Regions from separate parts of the Homo sapiens genome. Here all the other regions are linked to region 1. A link is a contact called in ENCODE Hi-C or POLR2A ChIA-PET data. All regions are on one chromosome and are shown on one strand. The core of a region is the stretch at or near the end of the contact, and the rest is flanking DNA. Distances in the headings are between cores, read along the strand shown.

The links. Hi-C counts contacts between places; a loop is a spot of excess contacts on that map. ChIA-PET counts read pairs that join two places held with the same protein, here RNA polymerase II (POLR2A). Pooled maps may share reads with other maps.
Region 2: a loop to region 1 is called in a map of heart right ventricle, with 13 times the contacts of the local background. The contact joins the enhancer-like site here to the promoter of CBFA2T2 in region 1. A Hi-C loop is called at or near these places in 2 of 168 maps with a recorded cell type or tissue (ascending aorta and heart right ventricle) and 9 of 50 pooled maps. POLR2A ChIA-PET finds 5 or more read pairs at or near these places in 5 of 52 experiments (A549, OCI-LY7, WTC11 and 1 more).
Region 3: a loop to region 1 is called in a pooled map, with 2.3 times the contacts of the local background. The contact joins the enhancer-like site here to the promoter of CBFA2T2 in region 1. A Hi-C loop is called at or near these places in 1 of 50 pooled maps. POLR2A ChIA-PET finds 5 or more read pairs at or near these places in 7 of 52 experiments (A549, Caco-2, GM12878 and 4 more).

What each region holds. Positions count from the first base shown.
Region 1 is chr20:33,487,395-33,491,516 of GRCh38, reverse strand. CBFA2T2 (CBFA2/RUNX1 partner transcriptional co-repressor 2) reads right to left here and starts at 1,421. Exons shown (of 11, transcript NM_001032999.3): 1 at 1,216-1,421. The coding sequence starts at 1,249. RefSeq lists silencers at 1,102-1,381, 1,392-1,611 and an enhancer at 1,706-2,254.
Region 2 is chr20:33,421,373-33,425,462 of GRCh38, reverse strand. The region is part of intron 2 of SNTA1 (syntrophin alpha 1); the gene reads left to right. Among named protein-coding and RNA genes, the nearest start is that of SNTA1, 20 kb to the left of the region's middle. RefSeq lists an enhancer at 84-3,645. Within about 2 kb of position 2,187, at least 15 of the 41 ENCODE cell types and tissues checked have a DNase peak (open chromatin) inside an H3K27ac peak, as active enhancers do; they include ascending aorta and heart right ventricle, where a contact is called at or near this core.
Region 3 is chr20:33,371,678-33,376,044 of GRCh38, reverse strand. CDK5RAP1 (CDK5RAP1 mitochondrial tRNA methylthiotransferase) reads left to right here. Exons shown (of 14, transcript NM_016408.4): 9 at 1,833-1,930; 10 at 3,348-3,403. Among named protein-coding and RNA genes, the nearest start is that of CDK5RAP1, 28 kb to the left of the region's middle. Within about 2 kb of position 2,749, at least 8 of the 41 ENCODE cell types and tissues checked have a DNase peak (open chromatin) inside an H3K27ac peak, as active enhancers do.

The DNA.
Region 1 (4,122 bases), core at 172-2,671:
CCTTTCACGTGTTTAAGGACATCAGCTCTGAGACTAGTACTCAGAGTACCTTCTGTTACTCAGTTTCATCCTCTGCAAAATGGGCATCCTCAAATAATGTCTTACTTAGGATGTCATCAAGATTAAACAATTAAAAAAACATGCAAAACATGTTTATCTGTTTCCTCATTTACTATGTCTCTCCCTCTCCTAACTAAACTCAAAACCCCAGTTCGGTCTATCTTGTTTATTGTATTCCCAGGGCCTGGAATGGTATTTTTAAACTTACTATATGATTTAATAAATATTAAGTGAATAGAATGCAAAATGTCTGGTGCTCAAAAAAATGTTGGCTATTATAATTACAATAATGAAAAACAATTAAAATTTTATTGTTCTTATTCAGAGAAGCCACCCCTCCCCCAAGGATCTCACACATCAAGGAGGAACACTAGATAAATACTGGAATGGCTAAATGGAAGTAAGAATAACAATTAGATCATGGAGCAGGACTAACAGACAACAAAACAAAATCTTAACACGGCTAGAGCCTAATTTCGGACTTTTCCGAGTGCGGTGCACACTGGATCAGATTAATAAAGGACGATTACAATAATGACAGTTTTCACAATTGTGTGTGTGCCACGGTCGGTGTCAAGCGTTTTACTGGCCTCACAAAACCCAAGAACCCTGGGGGAGGGAGGGAACCCGCTCCACATCCCCATTTTGCAGATGGGGGAACTGAGGCACCGGGAGAGCCAAGGTCACTACCTAAATGGGGAAGCCTGGATGTGAACCCAGGTAGCCAACTACTGAGCCTGCGCTCAAACAGGCCCTCCGAGGGGCCATTCTCATCTCCTCCAACCCTCAACATCGGGCGGGTGTAGTATTTCCCCAGGAGCCGGACTTCGTGGCCCCAGCGCTGGGACAACAAAATGATTCTTGCCCGCCGGCAAGTCCCATGGACGCCGGCCCGGCCTAAGTTCCGAGGCCGCGGGCCCCACAATTTCCCTCACACCGTGAGCCCCGAGCTCTTCGGGCGGCGCAGGAAGCGACGGGGTGGCCTCAGGAGCCCGGGAAGGCCCGCCCCGCTGCGTGACCTTGGATCCGCCGCCCCGCTTCGGGCCTCAGTTTCCACTCCCGGCCTCGCGCCCGGGGCACTCGGAATCACCGCGCCTGCGGAGCCGCAGGCCCTCACACGCCCCCCTCGGCCGCCCGCATTCACGCCCCACTTACGCTGGAAGGCGGCCGCTCCAGGGACGCCTACCATCGCCGAGCGCCGCCGCCGCGCGCCGCCCGCCTCTACCCGCGACACGGGTCCCTCGCAGGCGCCGCCCGCCTCGACCCGCGGCCCGGGTCCCTCGCAGGCGTCGCCGCGAGATCTGCAGCCGCCGAGCTAACCAGACACCACCACCGCTGCTGTCGCCGTCGCCGCCGCCGCCGCCGCCGTTAGGCCGCGCCCCGCCCCGCCCCCGGCTGGCCCCGCCCCGCCCGCCGGGCACGCCCCCGCCGCGCGCTCTCGCCGCCAGGCCAACGCACGCGGAAGCCCGGCCCCAAGACCAGCTCCCATTAAGCACCGCCCCCTAACCTGACCCGCCCCTTCCGCGGGAACCGACCGCCGAATCCCGGCGCAGCCTGCTTCTCAGACCTGCCCCCTCGGCGTCACGCGCGCCCGTCACGCGCACGGCCCACTTTCTAGCTCCAGACTTCCCGGTGTAGCCAGGGCAGTGGCCCAGGCTCGGGGGCCGAGTGCTAGGGGGAGGGATTACAACGAGTGGCAACGTCTCACCTGAGTTCTCCAGGTACAGGCCTGATGGCTTTTGCGCATGCCTTTGAGCGAGCCCCCTGGCTCAAAGTGTTTTTGGCCTGAAGTATTCTAAATGCCTAAAATTTCATCATCGTAATTTTAATAACTGTTGGCCGGGCGTGGTGGCCCACGCCTGTAATCCTAGTACTTTGGGAGGCCAAAGGAGAGTCACTTGAGCTCAGGAGTTTGAGACTAGCGTCTCTATTAAAAAAATAAATAAATAAAAATAAAAAATAGACCAGGCACGGTGGCTCAGGCCTATAATCCTAACACTTTGGGAGGCCGAGGAGGGTGGATTACCTGAGGTCAGAACTTCGAGGCTAGTCTGGCCAATGTGGCGAAACGCTGTCTCTACTAAAAATACAAAACTTAGAGCCGGGCGCAGTGGCTCAAGCCTGTAATCCTAGCACTTTGGGAGGCCGAGGCGGGAGGATCACGAGGTCAGGAGTTTGAAGACCAGTCTGGCCTATAAGGTGAAACCCTATCTCTACTAAAAAAATAAATAAATAAAAATACAAAAATTAGCCTGGTGCGGTGGCGCGTGCCTTTAGTCCCAGCTACTCGGGAGGCTGGGGCAGGAGAATCACTTGAATCCGGGAGGGGGAGGTTGCAGTGAGCCGAGATCGGAGCCATTGCACTCCAGCCTGAGCAAAAAGAGCAAAACTCCGTATCAAAAAAACAAAACAAGGCCAGGAGCTGTGGCTCACCCCTGTAATCCCAGCACTTTGGGACGCCGAAGCTGGCAGATCACAGCTCAGGATTTGGAGACCAGCCTGACCAACGTGGTGAAACCCCGTCTGTACTAAAAATACAAAAATTAGCTGGACTTGGTTTCACAAGCCTGTAATCCCAGCTAATCAGGAGGCTGAGACAGGAGAATTGCTTGAACCCCGGAGGCGGAGGTTGCACCGAGCCAAGATCACGACACTGCACTCCCACCTGGGTGACAGAGCGAGACTCCCTCTCAAAAAACAAAACAAAACAAAACAAAAAAATTAGCTGGGCGCGGTGGCGGGTGTCCATAATCCCAGCTACTCGGGAGGCTGAGGCAGGAGAGTCGCTTGAACCTGGGAGGCAGAGGTTGCAGTGAACCGAAATCGCGCCACTACACTCTAGCCTGGGCAACAGAGGGAAGCTCCGTCTGAAAAGAAAAGAAAAGAATAAAGACTCTTGTTTCTCAGTATTATTTCAGATATCTCACACCAAGAATATAGAATGCATTTGTATTTTACTTGTGTATTGAAAACAAATTTTAAAAGACAGAATGTAGGCCGGCCGGGTACAGTGGTTTATGCCTCTAATCCCGGCACTTTGGGAGGCCAAGGCAGGTGGATCGCTTGAGTCCAGGAGTTCAAGACTAGCCTGGGTAACACGGGGAAACCGCGCCTGTACAAAAAATACAAAAATTAGCCAGACATGGTGTTGCACACACGCTTGTAGTCTCAGCTACACAGAAGGCTGCGGTGGGAGGATCATATGAGCCAGGGAGTCAGAGGTTTCAGTTACCCCAGATCAGACCAATGTACTCTGGCCTGATCTAACAGATCAGGCGTGAGTAACAGAGTGAGACCCTGTCTCAAAAAAAGAAAAAAAAATGTAGAAATAAGAACATATGTGCATATACCAGCTGGGTATAGTGGTTCACACCTGTAATCCTAGCACTTTGGGAGGCTGAAGTGGGCAGATCACAAAAGGTCAGGAGTTCGAGACCAGCCTGGCCAACATGGTGAAAACCTGTCTCTACTAAAAATACAAAAGTTAGCCAGGAGTGGTGGCGTGTGCCTGTAGTCTCAGCTACTCAGGAGGCTGAGGCAGGAGGATGGCTTGAACTTGGGAGGTGGCAGTTGCAGTGAGCCAAGATCATGCCACTGCACTCCAGCCTGGGCCACAAAGCAAGACTCTGTCTCAAAACAAAACAAAAAAAAAAAAAAGAGAGAGAAGAAAAGAACATATGTGGCCAGGCATGGTGGCTCATGCCTGTAATCCCAGCACTTTGGGAGACTGAGGCAGACAGATCACCTGAGGTTGGGAGTTCGAGACCAGCCTGACCAACATGGAGGAACCCTGTCTCTAGTAAAAATACACAATTTGCTGGGCACATGCCTGTAACACCAGCTACTCAGGAGGCTGAGGCAGGAGAATCACTTAAACCCGGGAGGCAGAGGTTGCAGTGAGCCGAGATTGCGCCATTGCACTTCAGCCTGGGCAACAAGAGCGAAACTTCATCTCAAAAAAAAGAAAAGAACATGCATGTATATATATACTCTTTAAAGTGCCATGAGCACTGATGAAGAAAGCCCTCCCTAGAACGTTTTTGGAAAACACAATAAAAGGTA
Region 2 (4,090 bases), core at 938-3,437, 67 kb after region 1:
TCTTGAACTCCTGGGCTCAAAAGATTCCCCCTGCCTCGGCCTCCCACAGTGCTGGAATTATAGGTGTGAGCCACCATGCCCGGCCCCAGACCCACTTTCAATGTTTTTGCTCCACACTGAGAAGCCCCAGGGCTTTCAGTGTTTATTCATCTAACACATTTTTTTCTTTTATTTACTTACGTACTTATTTATAGATACAGGGTCTTGTTCTGTCACCCAGGCCGGAGTGTAGTTGCATGATCATAGCAGCCTTGACCTCCCTGGCTCAAGTGATCCTCCCATCTCAGCCTCCTGAGTAGCTGGGGCTACAGGTGTGCTCTACCATGCCCGGCTAATTTTTTTTTTTTGAGATGGAGTCTCGCTCTGTCACCTAGGGTGGAGTGCAGTGGCGTGATCTCGGCTCACTGCAACCTCTGCTTCCTGGGTTCAAGCGATTCTCCTGCCTCAGCCTCCCGAGTGGCTGGGACTACAGGCGTGTGCCACCACTTCTGGCTAATTTGTTGTAGTTTTAGTAGAGACGGGGTTTCACCGTGTTAGTCAGGATGGTCTTAATCTCTTGACCTTGTGATCTGCCCGCGTCGGCCCCCCAAAGTGCTGGGATTACAGGCACGAGCCACTGTGCCCGGCCTAGTTTTTAAAAATTTTTTGTAGGCCAGGCACGGTGGCTCAAACCTGTAATCCCAGCACATTGGAGGTTGAGATGGGTGGGTTGCTTGAGCCCAGGAATTTGAGACTAACCTGGGCAACAAGACAAAACCCCATCTCTACAAAAAATAAAAAAATTAGCCAGGCATAATAACATGAGCCTCTGATCCCAGCTACTCGGAAGGCTGAGGTGGGAGGATCGCTTAAGCCTAGGAGGTCAAGACTGCAGTGAGCTGTGATCATACCACCGCACTCCAGCCTGGGTGAGAGTGAGTCCCTGTCTCAAAATTTTTTTTTTTTTAATTTTTTCAAGACAGGGTCTCCCTATGTCACCCAGGCTGGTTTCAAACTCCTGGGCTCAAGCAATCCTCCCACCTAAGGCTTCCAAAGTCCTGGGATTACAGGTGTGAGCCACTGTGCCTGGCCCAGATTTCTTTTACTGCTTACTTGGTATATGTCAAGTACTATTTTCTTTTTTTTTCTTTCTTTCTTTTTTTTTTTTTGAGATGGCGTTTCACTCTTGTTGCCCAGGCTGGAGTGCAATGGTACAATCTTGGCTCACTGCAACCTCTGCCTCCCACGTTCAAGCCACTCTCCTGCCTCAGCCTCCCAAGTAGTTGGGATTACAGGCATGCGCAACCACATCCAGCTAATTTTGTATTTTTAGTAGAGACAGGGTTTCACCATGTTGGTCAGGCTGGTCTCCAACTCCCGACCTCAGGTGATCCACTCGCCTCGGCCTCCCAAAGTGTTGGGAATACAGGTGTGAGCCACCGCGCCCGGCCGTCAGGTACTATTCTTGATGGTGAGGATACCCTAGTGAACTGGAAAACAGGGCAGCCCCTGCTCTCCGGGAACTGACATTCTGGTTAGGGGAGAAAGGCCATGGGCTAGTAAACAAATGGCTCTATCATCTAATTTCAAGCAGCGGTAAGTAAATGACCACCCACTGAACAGACAAGGAACAGCTTGAGCTTAGAGGACAGGCTTCCCTTCAGCCAGGACATTCAGTCACAGACATTTATTAAGCACTGGGATAAGTACTGGAGATCCTGTTGCCCAAACAGATGTGTTCCCTTCTCTCAGCAACGCATATGTGACCCCCAGTCCACTTATACTGGGCCTGATGAGTGATCCTGCCCTGTTTCTCTTCCATGTGTTTCCAGTGGAATCTATTCCTGGCTCTTTGGGGCCAGAGCCAGATCCTGGCTTCCCTCCTTGGCAGAGCTGGAGCTCCCTGGAAATTGGGGCCTCTGTTTATAGGTGCCTCAGCTTCCCTGAGGAGGAAGGGCCCATGTGTCACTGCTTATCAGGCTCCCAGGCCAGGGGCTTGGCTGGGGAGGGTGGGGGCACTGGCCGGGCCTATCTTTGGAGTCTCGAGAATGCTGGCCACAGGGCTGTGGTCGTGCCCTCAGCTCTCTAGGCCATAGGCTTTGGCAGCCCCACCCTGCCTTGTCGGGTGACTCAGGCAGAAATCAGAGAGGGGAGGAGGCCTCAGAGTTGGGCTATTTATGGCCACACTCCGGGGCCCCCAGGACCCCACCCCCACTCTGGGACAGGCCACTTGGTTTGTGAAATGCAAGCCCTGATTCTGGCATCAGCTGGTATGCTGTCCATTTATAGCATGTTCCTGTGGGAAAGGAGGGGGACCCAGATCTGGGATGGCTGGGCGAGCAGGGGATCTGGCAGTTTCTCTGGCTTCAAAGTTGACAAATGTTCATTTGCTGAGCATGTAGCGTATGAGATCTCTGCTGGATTCTGGGGACACAGAGAAGAGTCAGACCAGGTCCCTGCCCTCAAAGTGCTCTCAGCCTAGTTGGGGACACAGACCCTACACAGACAATCACAGGGGAGTGAGGCGTAGGGGACTGCGGAGGTGATGGGTGTGATGGATCCAGACTGAGCATCTGATCACCTCTTCTGAGGTGACCTCTGAGCTGGGCCTGTCTCCTGGGCTATGGCACCTCTTCCCTCCTGCTAAATGAGCCTGTCCTGCCCTGGCATTCATTTTTCCATTCACAGAACACTGATTCTGGGTTGGTTGGTTTGTTTGAAATGGGTCTTGCTCTGTTATCCAGGCTGACTATAGCCTCAACCTTCTGGGCTCAAGCAAGCCTCCCACCTTAGCCTCCCATCTCACCCTCCCAAGTACCTAGGACTACAGATGCACACCACCATGCCCAGCTAGTTTTTTGTATTTTTGGTAGAGACAGGGTTTTGCCATGTTGCCCAGGCTGCTCTCAAACTCCTAGGCTCAAGCGATCTGCCTGCCTCAGCCTCCCCAAGTGCTGGGACTACAGGCGTGAGCTACTGCCCAGCCAACTCTGGGTTTGAAGAGCAAGCCCAGTTTCTTTCTTTTTCTTTTCTTTTTTTTTTTTTGAGACAGAGTCTTGCTCTGTCGCCCAGGCTGGAGTGCAATGGCACGATCTCAGCTCACTGCAACTTCCACCTCCTGGGTTCAAGCGATTCTCCTGCCTCAGCCTCCTGAGTAGCTGGGACTATAGGTGCACGCCACCATGCCCGGCTAATTTTTGTAATTTTAGTAGAGACGAGGTTTCACCACGTTGGCCAAGATGGTCTCGATCTCCTGACCTCGTGATCCACCCGCCTCGGCCTCCCAAGTGCTGGGATTACAGGCGTGAGGCACTGTGCCCGGCAATTTCTTTTAGGAGTTCCCAGTTTTGTGGAGGAGACAACCCTAACACACAGAATCGGAGACCTAGGAAGTATGGGCAAGAAAGGCTGATAAGTGAGAAACACCTGCTTCTTGAGTCCTTAATACTCACCACATGCCTTACAACATTTTATTTAATCCTGACATCTCTCTGAGGCAGACTTTTTTTTTTTTTTTTTTTTTTTTGGAGACAGGGTCTTGCTCTGTCGCCCAGGCTGGAGTGCAGTGGCATAATCTTGGCTTACTGCAACCTCTGCCTCCTGGGCTCAAGCAATCCTCCCACCTCAGCCTCCCGAGTAGCTGGGACTACAGGCGCACACTACCATGCCTGGCTAATGTTTTGTGTTTTTGGTAGAGACAAGGTTTTGCTATGTTGCCCAACCTGGTCTTGAACTCCTGGGCTCAAGCAGTCTGCCTGCCTCGGGCTCCCAAAGTGCTGGGATTACAGGCGTGAGCCACCATGTCTGGCTGTAGTTATTAATCTTTTATTTTTATTATTTTATTATTTTTTATTTTTATTATTATTTTTTTGAGACGGAGTTTCACTCTTGTTGCCCAGGCTGGAGTGCAATGGCACAATCTTGGCTCACTGCAGCCTTTGCCTCCTGTGTTCAAGCAATTCTCCTGCCTCAGCCTCCTGAGTAGCTGGGATTACAGGTGTGCACTACCATGGCCTGGCTAATTTTTGTATTTTTAGTAGAGACAGGGTTTCGCCATGTTGGCCAGGTGGTCTTGAACTCCCAGCCTCAGGTGATCCTCCCGCCTCAGCCT
Region 3 (4,367 bases), core at 1,500-3,999, 120 kb after region 1:
ATAATTTTTAAATAAAAAAATTAGCTGGGCATGGTGGCACATGCCTGTAGTCGTAGTTACTTGGGACGCTGGAACAGGAGGATCGCTTGGCCTAGCAGTTCAAGGTTGGGGTGAGCTACAGTTTCATTGCACTCTAGCGAGGGTGATAGAGTGAAACCCTATCTCGATATATTTAAAAAATATAAATATAATGAAATTAAGGTATGTACATTGCTTTCACTTAATAGACTGCAGTATAGAGTAAATATAACTTTTATTTGCACTGGGAAACCAAAAAATTTGTGTCACTCACTTTATTGCAATATTCTCTTCATTGTGGTGATCTGGAACCAAACCTGTGATATCTCTGAGGTATGCCTATATTGTGTCAAAGGTACTTAGCACAGTGCCTGGCATGGAGTAGGTAGCCCACATCTGAAACCTTTTTTTGGAGGTTTTTTGTTTCAGTGAAAAGTCTTTCTTTTGGCCCCGACTTTCATCTTTTTTCCTCTGGATTGTCTTCTTATTGAGTTGTAAAAGTTCTTTACATATCCTTTATTTTTTTGACCACTGCAAAGGAGCCTTTCTTGCAATGGAGGAGAGAGACTGGAATGTGTTCTCTTTATGTTTTCTTTTCTTTTCTTTTTCTTTTTTTTTTTTTTTTGAGATGGAGTCTCGCTCTGTCACCCAGGCTAGAGCGCAGTGGTGTGATCTGGCCTCACTGCAACCTCTGCCTCCCGGGTTCAAGTGATTCTCCTGCCTCAACCTCCTGAGTAGCTGGGATTACAGGTGCACACCACCATGTCCAGCTAATTTTTGTATTTTTAGTAGAGACGGGGTTTTACCATGTTGGCCAAGCTGGTCTCGAACTGCTGACCTCAAATGATTTGCCCACCTCAGCCTCCCAAAGTGCTGGGATTACAAGCATGAGCCACTGCGCCCAGCCTCTTTATGTATTCTTGGTTCAAATCCTTTGTCAATATGTTTTCAAATATTTTCCCCTAGTATCAGTTTTTTGATGGTATCTTTTTTTTTCTTTTTTCTTCTTTTAAAAATTAAAAAAAATAGACCCAAGGTCTCACTATGTTGTCCAGGCTGGTCTTGAAGTCTTGGCCTCAAGCAATCCTCCTGCCTTGGCCTCCCAAAGTGCTGGGATTACAGAGGTGAGCCATGACACCTGACCTGATGGTATCTTTAAAAATGACTAGTTTGGGCTGGGCGTGGTGGCTCACGCCTGTAATCCCAGCACTTTGGGAGGCTGAGGCAGGCGGATCACTTGAGGTCAGTATTTCTAGTCCAGCCTGGGCAACATCATCTCTACTAAAAATACAAAAGTTAGCCAGGTGTGGTGGTTTGTGCCTGTAATCCCTGCTACTGGGGAGGCTGAGGCAGGAGAATCGCTTGAACCCAGGAGACAGAGGTTGCAGTGAGTGGAGATGGCACCACTGTACTCCAGCCTGGGCAATGGAGTGATACTCTGTCTCAAAAAAAAAAAAAATAGAAAGTGACTGCTTTGTAAGCTAGCTGAAAGAAGTGCCATTTTTTTCCTGCTTTGCCTGCTGACCCTAGTGTCAGCACTACCTGTATTCAGCTCCCATGGCTTTAATCTGACCTCTGCTTACTTTCTTCTCTCTACTCTTTGAAAGCAGAGATGCCATCAGGTGAAGTGTCTGAGACAAATAGAATGGGGCTTGAACAAAAGTTAGGGAATAGGTGATTTTGTGTGTCTGGTTTAATTAGCCTCTTAATTATGTGAAAATTGACCTTGGAGGATACATAGTAAGAGCGGTATTGCTTTCTGTAAGGTTCTTTGGTGAGATTGTGATTACCTATAATGTGTTCTGTTTCATCAGGTTCTGCAGCTGATTCATGAGAGAGATAACATCTGTAAACAGATCCACCTGCCAGCCCAGAGTGGAAGCAGCCGTGTGTTGGAGGCCATGCGGAGGGGGTCAGGCTTGCTTGGAGAGGGGGCATCCCTCACTTTTCCATGTTTCCTTAATGACCAAACAGTGTCCTTGTTGCCAAGAACCTAGCATAGTGTGTGGCACAAAGTAGCTGCTCAGTAAATATTTATTGTATGACTAAGCCACTGGGCACTGGAGTTTGCTTCTGCTCACTTCATAAGCAAAGGCTAAGGACTGGTCACCCATTTTCACTGTTTAGTTTAAAAAGCATAAATATTTACTGAGCAGCCACTGTGTGACAGTAAGTATTTATTGTATGACTAAGCCACAGGGCACTGGAGCTTGCTTCGCTAACTCCATAACATAGGCTAAGGACTGGGTCATCCATTTTCACTGTTTAGTATGTTTTTTTTTAATTAAGCACCTATGGTGTGGCACACTCTGAGATTTTAATTTTTTAATGTTAACATTAAGGTTTTGTTACATCTTGGAATTTAAATGTCGCTCTATGTGTTCACTTTCTTTGAGAATAATAAGTATTACACAGATGAGACTGAAGGGAGAATCTGTCCCAAGGCAAGCTGTATGGAATTAGTGCTTTGTCTTGTTTTCCACAGGGCATAGTATTTTAGAGGTCCTCTAAAATGTTTAATCTGTCTAGATTTATTAGTTAAATAAAAAAAGCTATTTAGAATAGTTTATGCTGGCCAGGCACTGTGGCTTCTGCCTGTAATCCAAGCACTTTGGGAGACTGTGGTGGGCAGATTGCCTGAGCTCAGTAGTTTGAGAATAGACCAGCTTGTGCAACATGGGGAAACCCAGTCTTTACACACACACACACCTGGGCAACATGGCGAAACCCAGTCTCTACACACACAAACACACACCTGGGCAACATGGTGAAACCCAGTCCCTACACACACACACACACACACATGCACACACCTGGGCAACATGGTGAAACCCAGTCCCTACACACACAGACACACACACACACACACACACACACGGGCAACATGGCGAAACCCAGTCTCTACACACATACACACACACATACAGACACACAGACACACACACACACTAGCTGGGTGTGGTGGCGCACATCTGTGGTCCCAGCTACTCAAGAGGCTGAGGTGGAAGGATCACTTGAGCCCAGGAATTTGAGTTGCAGTGAACCGAGATTGTGCCATTGCACTCCAGCCTGAGAGACAGAGCGAGACTCTGTCTCAAAAAAAAAAAAAAAAAGTTTATGTCCTTAAATAAAAATTCATAGGCTCTAGATTAGATTAGAAGATACAGCTTAGATCAAAAGGGCTCTTTTGGATACTTTAATTTACTCGTGTGCCCTGCCATGTGGATGAGAAGTGATTACATGTGGAAATTCATAGTGTTATCTTTTTATAGCATTCATTTAAAAAGGTTGGATTTATGTAGGCCTTTTCCTTTTGTTCTTTATTGCAGATATTCAAGAGAAGCTTATGTGGAGTTAGTTCACCATATTAGAGAATCTATTCCAGGTACATTTAAGAAACTCATTCTGCTGAGCATGTTACTCTACCAGTGACCAGCCTTGTGGTTAGATACAGTCAACACCTTTGGCATTTCCTTGTGACACAGTTTCATAACTTTTGTGCTCTTCTTCTTTCTCTTTCTCTCTCCTCGTATTCTTTCTTTTATGTCTTTCTGATTTTTTGTTGTCTTAGTCCTGCTGGAAGTACTTAGGTGTGGATCACCTTGTGGCCTCAAGGCTATAGAGATTCCTTTTCTATGGTCTTTGTATCTGGACATAGAGGAAAGACCTTATCTTATCTTGTAAGGTGACAAAGTTATGTCTAAATTAGTTCTGATTTGAGAACAATTGATATCTTTTTTTTTTTTTTTTAGAAATAAGAACTTACTATTCTTATTTATTCATCTTCATTTTCTATATTTTATACCACATTTGACTTTCTTTTTGAGGCCGATTTTACAGATACATTTTAAAATCACTTTTGAGTTAGAATACTTTAAGCATAATATGGAGAGAATAACACTTAGATTATGCCTTTGGGGAACTTCCAGGTTAGGTGGGAAAAGAAAGCAGTTACAGTGTTGTTTATTTTCAGATATGCTTCAGAGAAGTCTTGATGAAATGAGGAAATGTAGGTATAAAGATGATTGTACAGATCAGCAGTAAAATGTGTACTTTTTCTAACTAGCTTTATGGCAACTTATTACTGTAAATTTTAGAGATAATTCCTTTCGTATTATCTTATTCCATATTCCCCTTCACTGTCCCCTTCCTCCTAATAAAATACTCTGTAGTCATTTAGTTTAGATTTGGTTGAGGGTGTATACATTTTTCCTCAAATTTCTAATTATTACAACTTTTTTTTTGAGACAGAATCTTGCTCTATTGCCCAGGATAGAGTGCAGTGGCGCAATCTCGGCTCACTGCAGCTTCTGCCTGCCAGGTTCAAGCGATTCTTGTGCCTCAGCCTC